Linked DNA regions of Homo sapiens: region 1 is linked to region 2. A link is an interaction called in ENCODE POLR2A ChIA-PET data of the cell type or tissue named here. Cell type or tissue: GM12878. All regions are shown on one strand. Links, peaks and the distances in the headings refer to the core of each region. The heading gives the core; the rest is flanking DNA.

What was found. ChIA-PET counts read pairs that join two places held together with the same protein. Peaks named below come from ENCODE experiments on the same cell type or tissue, not always from the same donor. Only the 100,000 strongest peaks of a DNase experiment are listed, where the experiment ranks them.
Region 1: POLR2A ChIA-PET joins it to region 2 with 12 read pairs; 2 of 35 experiments call an interaction of 5 or more read pairs at or near these places.

The regions. Positions count from the first base shown.
Region 1 is chr1:206,928,525-206,932,908 of GRCh38, forward strand. PIGR (polymeric immunoglobulin receptor) reads right to left here. Exons shown (of 11, transcript NM_002644.4): 8 at 3,932-4,053; 9 at 3,147-3,278; 10 at 2,973-3,031; 11 at 1-1,889. The coding sequence ends at 1,794. Among named protein-coding and RNA genes, the nearest start is that of FCMR, 8.8 kb to the left of the region's middle. RefSeq lists enhancers at 1,078-1,127, 1,598-1,887, 1,814-2,314, 1,938-2,507. In GM12878, for the core only: no CTCF peak of the experiment used is centred there; a DNase peak (open chromatin) is centred at 1,937; H3K4me3 peaks cover 922 bases; H3K27ac peaks cover 3,452 bases.
Region 2 is chr1:206,507,189-206,511,572 of GRCh38, forward strand. It overlaps RASSF5 (Ras association domain family member 5), which reads left to right and starts at 343. Exons shown (of 6, transcript NM_182663.4): 1 at 343-871. The coding sequence starts at 415. It overlaps LOC124904493 (a long non-coding RNA gene), which reads right to left and starts at 219. Exons shown (of 2, transcript XR_007066830.1): 1 at 1-219. RefSeq lists silencers at 1-8, 259-618, 659-748. In GM12878, for the core only: no CTCF peak of the experiment used is centred there; no DNase peak of the experiment used is centred there; H3K4me3 peaks cover 1,170 bases; H3K27ac peaks cover 50 bases.

The sequences.
Region 1 (4,384 bases), core at 290-4,289, 420 kb after region 2:
GTGGCAATCACAGTCTTTAATCATTAATTGTCATATTTCTGATTTGTTAGCAAGTGCCAGCTTGTAGGCTGGTTGAAGTACAGAACTCAGAGGAAAAAAGAAATTAAATTTTAGCTTTCTGGAGAGCAGCCCCTCTCTGGCACCATCAAACACTTCTTTGTTTCCCTTCAACTTGGAACTCTTCAAACATCAGGGGTTGTGAGGGTTTGGCCATTCTTTTATCTTGGGTCCATGTGAGTGACAGAAATGGTGCGGCCTGGGAAAGATCTCCCTCCTTTACATTTTCTCTTCTCCCTCCTCCTCCTTATTCTAAAACTGTGCCTCCAACAGAGGGGCAGGGGCTCTTGTAGAGAGATCCCTGGCCCAGGACAGGAGATGCCAAATCTAATTTATCTCACTGAGGGCCTTTGAGAAAAACGCTTCAGGGCCAGGCTCAGTGGCTCATGCCTATATAATCCCAGTACTTTGAGAAGCTGAGGCGGCAGATCACTTGAGGCCAGGAGTTCGAGACCAGTCTCGTCAACATGGCGAAACCCTGTCTCTACAAAAAAAAAAAAAAAAAAAAAAAATTAGCCAGACATGGTGGCCCACATCTGTAGTCCCAGCTACTTGAGAGGCTGAGGCATGAGAATAGCTTGAACCTGGAAGGCAGAGGTTTCAGTGAGCCGAGATTGTGTCACTGCATTCCAGTCTGGGTGACACAGTGAGACTTTGTCTCAAAAAAAAGAAAAGAAAAAAAGAGGCCGGACGCGGTGGCTCACGCCTGTAATCCCAGCACTTTGGGAGGCAGAGGCAGGCGGATCACGAGGTCAGGAGATCGAGACCATCCTGGCTAACACGGTGAAACCCTGTCTCTACTAAAAATACAAAAAATTAGCCAGGCGTGCTGGCAGGCGCCTGTAGTCCCAGCTACTTGGGAGGGTGAGGCAGGAGAATGGTGTCAACCTGGGAGGCGGAGGTTGCAGTGAGCCGAGATTGCGCCACTGCACTCCAGCCTGGGCGACAGTGAGAGACTCCGTCTCAAAAAAAAAAAAGAAAAAGAAAAACGCTTCACTCTTCCAAACCTCAATTTTCTTATGTGTGAAATGGTAAGAATGTGGGTTTATAATTACCTGTGTGTATGCTCATCATACATGACCCCTAAGGCCTTAGGACTCGAGACATTTTATGACCTCTCCCAATAGGGGCAGAGGTGAGCACCCCTGGTGAAAAGTTAAGACTCAGTGAGTATAAATACGCCAAGAAGAGCTGTGGCTTCTTTCACTGGTGTCCTCAGAAAGGCTGTGAGCAGTGTTGGTGGCATACCTGTCACAGCATCTAGCAAAGCACCTGAATTCTAGTATGAATTCAAATACATCTTTTGATGGAAGGAAAGAAGAAGAGGGGAAGGACGGGAGGGAGGGATGGAGTGGAGGGAAAAATTCTGTTGACATCCCATGATAAGGGTGCAGAGGGGCGCTGCACGTCTCTCCTTTCTGCAATCAGCTCTCCCACCCTGGTCCCTCTTCCTTCAAGGGACCCATGAGGACCTCTATTCTTCTCCGTACCTGAGGTTCTCTCAACAGAAAGAAGTTGCAAGTGGGACCTCCTCATGCCACCCTCATCCCCAATAGGAACAATTAGGCCAGGCTTTGATGTCACTGAGGAGGGGACCAGCACGCCTCTGAGGACAGTAGGAAAAACCTAGGCAGGTGTTAGAGCAGGGAGTGGGGTCCCCAGGAGCTGAGGGCCCCAGGATCGACATGATTCTGAAGGTGATTGTCATGGGTGCAGGGAGCAGGCGGCGACACCGTCTAGGCTTCCTGGGGGCCGTCCTGGGCCTCGGCGGCCACGGTGCTGGACTGGAGCAGGAAGTCTTTGTAGGCCATCTCGGCTTCCTCCTTGGATGACTAAGGGGCAAGAGGAGAGGCATCAGTGTTGGGGGCACTGGCTCAGTGGGTGGAGTCAGGGGAGGGGAGGTGCTTAATGTCCTGAATTCGTGATCTTGGTCCAAGCAACACAAGCCTTTGGGGCCCACTGTTCTCATCCCAGCCCCCATGCTCACCAAGAAGGACGCATTTTGAGAAATGGAAAGTTGCAGCCTCTAAAAATATCTTCTTCTGTCTCACTACCTCCTTCTGACACACGGAGTGGAACCGCCTCTGTTGCCCGGGCCTGTCCCCGGAAGCTGCCCACACAGTCCACGGGCAAGGTGGCCTAGGCTGGGGTCAACCACGGTGGTGTATGTTTTTCTTTCTCCACCAGCCCAGACAGGTAGCTTTTTGGCACCACAAAGTTAAAGGGGAAGGCTGTCCCAGGAATAACTCGTTCTAACTTTGCTAAATGCCAGAGATGTTTCAAGAAAAAGTAGATATGATAAAAACAACAACAACAACAACAAAAACTCTCACCTCGGGATTAAAGGCATGAGATGTTATTTTTCTTGGTCCCCTGAGTCCTAGGGCAGATTGAGGGGATGGTATATGGCACCCAAGGCAGGAGTTGCCTCTGGTGGGGCTTCAAGAGAAGTGAGCAGGGGCTTCTAGCCTCAAACTGCCCACCGCAAGCAAATGTCTCCTAGGCCCAGGCAAAAAGCTGGTCCTGAGCAAACCCTCAAGGGAGGATGTGTGGCCTGAGGTCCTTGGGTCCCCCAACCCAGGAAGAGCATCCATTTAATCACCAGCATTTGGCATTGTAGCTTCCCATCTTTTATGCACCTGCTTTCCTCATCTCCTGGCCTGCCTCTCTCCTGCAGTTTTACAGCCTAATCATATAGCTCACCTCCTTCCTGGGCCTTATCCACATCAGCATCCCACAACCAGTAAGATATAGTTCTTCCTCAAAAAGTCCTGAGGACTCCTGAGGACTATTTATATCATCCTCCCTATTCTGGGATCGGCCCCCATGTTGAGGTAGTTCTTTCTGAAGTCTAACTGCATCCCCTCATGCTGCATTTCTTTGTCATGTAGTGGGGCTTCCTTCTTCCTCCTCACCCTTTTTGCCTTCTTGGGTTCTTTGGTCTCTGTGGTGCTCTCAGTGGTGGCAACAAACTCTGTGTGAAGAAAGAGGGTAGGTTAGCCCTTACTAGCCTCCTTTTCCCAACCCAGATGTGAGACCAATTCTTACTCTCCCCAGGGGCTGAGCATTCCCTTGAGTGAGGGTCATACCTTCTTTTCCTCCGAGGGATGTCTCCTGAGTGATCGAAGAGGCTCCCATGTTGTCATTGGCTCCAAATTCCCTGGAGTTCTCGAAGTCTGACATGCTAATGTCTGTCCTGTAGCTTCTGATTGAAACTCGGTCTGTCCGGGAGGAAGAGGAGTTGGTGTAAGGACAGGGGCTGGGACCTAGAAGGCCAGGCTGGGCTGCTTCTCTCTGGGCGGATCCACTGTAGCCCTGCAGGACAGCTGAGGTGGTGCAGCTCTGACTATGACCCAGGGGGATGGAAATGATCCGAGTCTCCTCCCCAGTCCCTTTTCCTGGGTAATCAGGACTTGGTAATCCCTGATCTTTGTCACTCTGGGACCTTTCAATGCACAGCATCTCCTTTGGTCCTCACATCAGCCCCGTGAGGTCCTGATTATCATCCTTGACTTGAGCCATGAGGAAACTGAGGCATGGCATAAGGATGGCTCAATGTCACACAGCTCATTAGTTATCCAATTAGTCCAAGCCCAGGGTCTCCTGAAACCCAATCTCCTCTTCCTGGCAGCCCTGTCTCTGAACCTAGATCCTGGGTAATTGGAGATGATTTTCCAGTGTTAGTATTTGGACAGCAGCTCTGAATTTCAGTTTCGAGTATGTGTGGGTTTATCTTTCCCCATCCTGCTTTCTCGGGATCCTTTGTTTTAGCTCATGAAAAAGAAGAGACACAGCAGCTTCCTCTATGGGTGGATGATTCAGGACTGAGGGCTCGGGTTGGAGGTGGGAGGCAGGGAGTATCCCAGGGACTCACCGACGTTCTTCCTGTGCCGGGCTCTGGCCACCCCCACAGCCACGGCTCCCACTGCCAGCACCAGGCCCAGGGGCACCAGGGTGGAGACCAGCGCTCTGGAGCTTCCACCTTGTTCCTCAGAGCTGGAAGAAGGCTTAAGTTAGTTCATCCCTGGAAGGGAGATCTGGGGGCCCGACGATGTGCTGGCAAGGTTGGCTTAGTCCTTTTTCCTCCCAGGTTTATCCACCCCACCCTGCTGATGCAGCTCCCTAGCTCTGTTCTTCTAAGAAGCCTTCCCAGACTGGCAAAGGCACGCACTGGGCCTTGTTGCATCCTAGGCCTGGAAGATTGAACTGAATTGTAAACACCTCCCCAGCCATGGGAGAAGGGCAGAGGGTACCATAGGACCCTCCCACATATAAGCAGAGGTAGTAAGGGCTGCCCCAGTGCTCAAGAGACAGATGGGCTTTCCTC
Region 2 (4,384 bases), core at 195-4,194:
TCCCGGGGCGCGTGAGGGTGCGGGTCGGGGGTGAACCTGGTGTTGGGGAAAGTGATTGGCAAGGGAAAGAGGCAGGGCTGAAGGCCTAGGGCCCCCCGCAGAAATGCGCCCTCTGAGCTGTACTGTACAGAGGCGCTCCTCTGCGGAATCCTGCAGCTGCTCCAGGTGAAGACGCCCCCAAATCCACACTCGCGCAGACGTCGCCTGGCACGGACCCTACCCCCTTCGGTCCGTCGGCGGTTCTCTTGGGTCGTCCTTCCTGCCACTCCGACTCTCCCCGCCCCCGCCCCGCCCAGCAGGCTGCGGTTCCTTTAAAGGCGCGCTGGTGTGGGGCGGCCCCTTCTCTCGGGGCTGGCTCGGGAGTAGCGCAGTCGCCAAAGCCGCCGCTGCCAAAGCTGCCGCCACTAGCCGGGCATGGCCATGGCGTCCCCGGCCATCGGGCAGCGCCCGTACCCGCTACTATTGGACCCCGAGCCGCCGCGCTATCTACAGAGCCTGAGCGGCCCCGAGCTACCGCCGCCGCCCCCCGACCGGTCCTCGCGCCTCTGTGTCCCGGCGCCCCTCTCCACTGCGCCCGGGGCGCGCGAGGGGCGCAGCGCCCGGAGGGCTGCCCGGGGGAACCTGGAGCCCCCGCCCCGGGCCTCCCGACCCGCTCGCCCGCTCCGGCCTGGTCTGCAGCAGAGACTGCGGCGGCGGCCTGGAGCGCCCCGACCCCGCGACGTGCGGAGCATCTTCGAGCAGCCGCAGGATCCCAGAGTCCCGGCGGAGCGAGGCGAGGGGCACTGCTTCGCCGAGTTGGTGCTGCCGGGCGGCCCCGGCTGGTGTGACCTGTGCGGACGAGAGGTGCTGCGGCAGGCGCTGCGCTGCACTAGTAAGTGTGAAGGCAGGGGAGGGGCGTGCGGGGAGACCGCAGTCTGGGGGCGAAGGACTGGGAGGGCCCTGGGGCAGGGAGAGAGGGGCCATTACACTCTTTGGCTCCAGGGGAGCCCCGAACATAAGGAGATAACAACCCCTGGGGACAGTCCGCTCCTTAGTTCCCTGCCCGGTATCCTTTAGTGCCTGCCCACTACCTAGGTATGGTTATGCGGTAGTTAACAGATACCTGTCTCCTGACAGGTGCGTGCCTTGGCCCTCCACACACACACACACACACACACACACACACACTCGCACACAGGTTGTGGGGGGTGGGTGGGTGATGGCCTCGGCGGCCTCTGTCATCTCCCTGTGCACCCTCATGGTTTTGTTGTGAGTTCTTGGGAGTGGGTTGTGAGACTGCTGTTGAGATGACCGTTTGACCCTTGCTTATTAGGGTTACTGACAAAACGCTTGTTTGTCCGCCCATGGTACAGGCTCAGACCTCTCCTCCAGGGGGACGTATTGGGACAGGGAGGAGACCTTGTTAGATTTTGGATAAAGGCAGGCTGTGAGGCTGAAGAGAGCCTGAAGTCACCCTGAACCCGTGCCCCCTCCTGCCTTTCACCTCTGGCCCCTCAAACCTTTGGACTCTGCTCCAATGTTTGGCTGTGCCCTGCCTCCTCCCCTTCCTCCTCCTGGGTTCCTGCCCTAGTCGTCATGCTCTAACATTACTCAGCTCCTGACAGGGTCCCTTCCTCTCCACAGCCCTCAGGCCCCTCCAGTCACCTCCTGAGCCAGGCGCTTCTCAAAGCCAGAAAACACTGGGCCCCCAGTGTATAGATTTTCTGAGCCAATCTTCAGTCTCCTTGGGGGTTTATTATTTTTCTCCTCCTACAGTTAGGGGTGTGTATGCCTTTAATAGGTGTCCACCCTCCACCCCCACCCCGGCATTTGCTCTTGCGTGTTTATCAGAGGATATCCACAGCCATGTGTTCATGTGTTTACATGGATATTTCAAATATCTGAAGCCCAAAGCACAGACAATGGCACAGCCTCTAACAAGCATCTCTGGAAATGGATTGTGGTTTGCATCTTTCAGCAAAGGCCCTTCCCCTATGGCAGCAGCCTCACGTCTCCCATCCAACTGCAGCGTTGGACAGCAGCAGTGATTTCCACATCAGGAAAACCCTACCCTTTTTCTGCCTGCAGTCTGCAGCGGAGGCTGTTCAATGTGCTGCCCGCTGCAGCTGGCTGCAGGGAAATAGAACTCAGACACTAAGCCTGGGTCAAGTGGAAGGGAAAGATTGGAAGGGCAAGTGGGTGCTGCTCTTTCCTCCACCAGAACCCCCAGTTCAGGTGCTAATTAAGAAGGAAGGAGTAAAGGTTTGTAGAGGTACATGTTGTGGGTAGAGGGGCTGCTGTCCCTTGGTAAATGCCTTTGACTACAGTAGAATCAAATGCAACTTATCCTTGGATGTGTTGGCAGCTTTTGCACTTTCAAGATTCCCTTACTGCATCCAACAACCCTACACACAGGGAGAGAGGCAGGAGCCTCACTGAAATGGGTTTTATCATAGCTGGAATCCCAGGAAATCTGCTTCGTTGGCATTCTAGTTTGTAGTTAGACTTTGGGGGACTGTATCACTTGTTGAAGATTTTGCACATAGTTTTGTGATTTTCTTTTTTTTTTTTGGTTTGGTGATAATGGTGCGTTTGTGTGTATTTGCGTGTGCCTGTGTGTGATACTCCATGACTAAATGAATTGATCCTTACGTCACATCAGAATTGTCGATCTCCTTTGATTAAGTCATACGTCGTTTCTAGTGGCAGGAAGATCTAGGCCCCCGGGCAGTACCTCTGACTTTGTGTGTGACTTGGTGAGGTCTTTTTACTTTCCTGGGCGCTCATGGTCCCCCACAGAGTTGGTTTAATGCTAACGATGTCTGAACACTGGAGAGAAAGCAAAACTGGAATCGAGGGGCTACAGAAAGGAGTCTCTGTTTGTCATGATTAATATTTAACTAATTGTGAACCTATGGCTGGATGGCAAAAGTTGAGAAATGTTCTGATGTGCAGATGAGGGCTGGCAGGTGGAGACACAGCAGGCCAAACTCGCTGAGCATCTTTCTTTAAGTTGAAGGTCTGATTCCATGGTGAGGTTGCTTTGTTTTATCTTCATTTTGAAAAGCAAGTGTCAGAAATAGGACTTTAAAAAAAATCATACTATGCAGTAGTTAAGAGTACAGACTGGAACCAGAGCCCTGGGTTTGAATCCTGACTACCACTTAGTCCCCACGTGAGTCCTGGACATCTCTGTGTTCTGCTTCTTTGTTTAAAAAAAATAGGATAATGATATTACCTACTTCATCATGTTAATCTGAGAATTAAATGGATTAATATACATAAGGCACTCAGAACAGGGCCTAGCAAAATGCAATACGAATGTTTAATTCGATATGATTGTTATTGTCCCCTCCCATCTAACAGCTGTAACAACTAGTCTGGGCTTGTGACACCTCCTAGGATTACCTTTCGAAGCAGTGAGTACAATTTGCGAACTCTGCCTGGTTGCTGAGCTAAGTGGGGAAGTGACTGCCATAGACATCCCAGAAAATTTGGGTATTAGGTGTCCTCTAGAAATGCCACTCCTACCTGATGTCCTGCTGTGGCTGAGGAGACCCTTCTTTGCCTGGCATAGGGGCCACGAAGCCATTGGCTCCTTGTCTTTGTGTTTCTTGCACCCAGCAGAGTGCCAGGCCCAGAGCAGGGTCTCACTATGTGGTGAGTGATGAAAGTGATGGCTTGTTTGTGCTATTAAATATCCCAGCCCTTGGAAACAAGCAGGAGGGCAGTGGGTATGTGAGTGACATCTGTCTGCCCAGGAGACTGACACTGGGTGGGAACCATGTTGGCAGAAGGGCACTTTAGTAAGGAAAGCATTTTGGAAAACACTCTTCCCACTGTCTGCCTTTTTAGCAAAAGTTCATCTAACCTAAGCTTACCCCACTTCAAGGTCTGTAACCAACCTCTGGTTAATGCTGGATTTGTGAACAGGGAAGTTCAGAGTTAATATTAATTTCTAGGATTAAAGAACTCCTAGTTGTGAGATAGAGAAGGAAATCCAGTGGGGATCTGTGGAAAGGCAGAGAGAGAACGAAAGGTCCTGTGAGCCCATGTGTGTGTTTTGGGGTAGGGGTGATGGTGATGGCGAGAATGCATTTCTAGCATTCTAGGAGGGAATGGTCAACAGCAAATAACCAGAGAAACTCACTGGCTGCCCTTTGGCTTTATTCTCAGGGACTTCCCCTTACAGATGACGTCCCTTAGTGTTCCTTCTGTAGAAGGCGCATGGAGGTGGCCTTTTACCTTTCATCTCATTTTGGTGGCTGCGTAAGCCATCCTGGACCAGGGGATGGTCTGGCACTTGGAGAAACCTAAGCCTGACTCAAACCCTCCTGGAGATGCTTAGACACACCTTGGCCATTGTCAGTGAATGCCACCTGTCTGCTCCTGGAGTCGGAGTCTC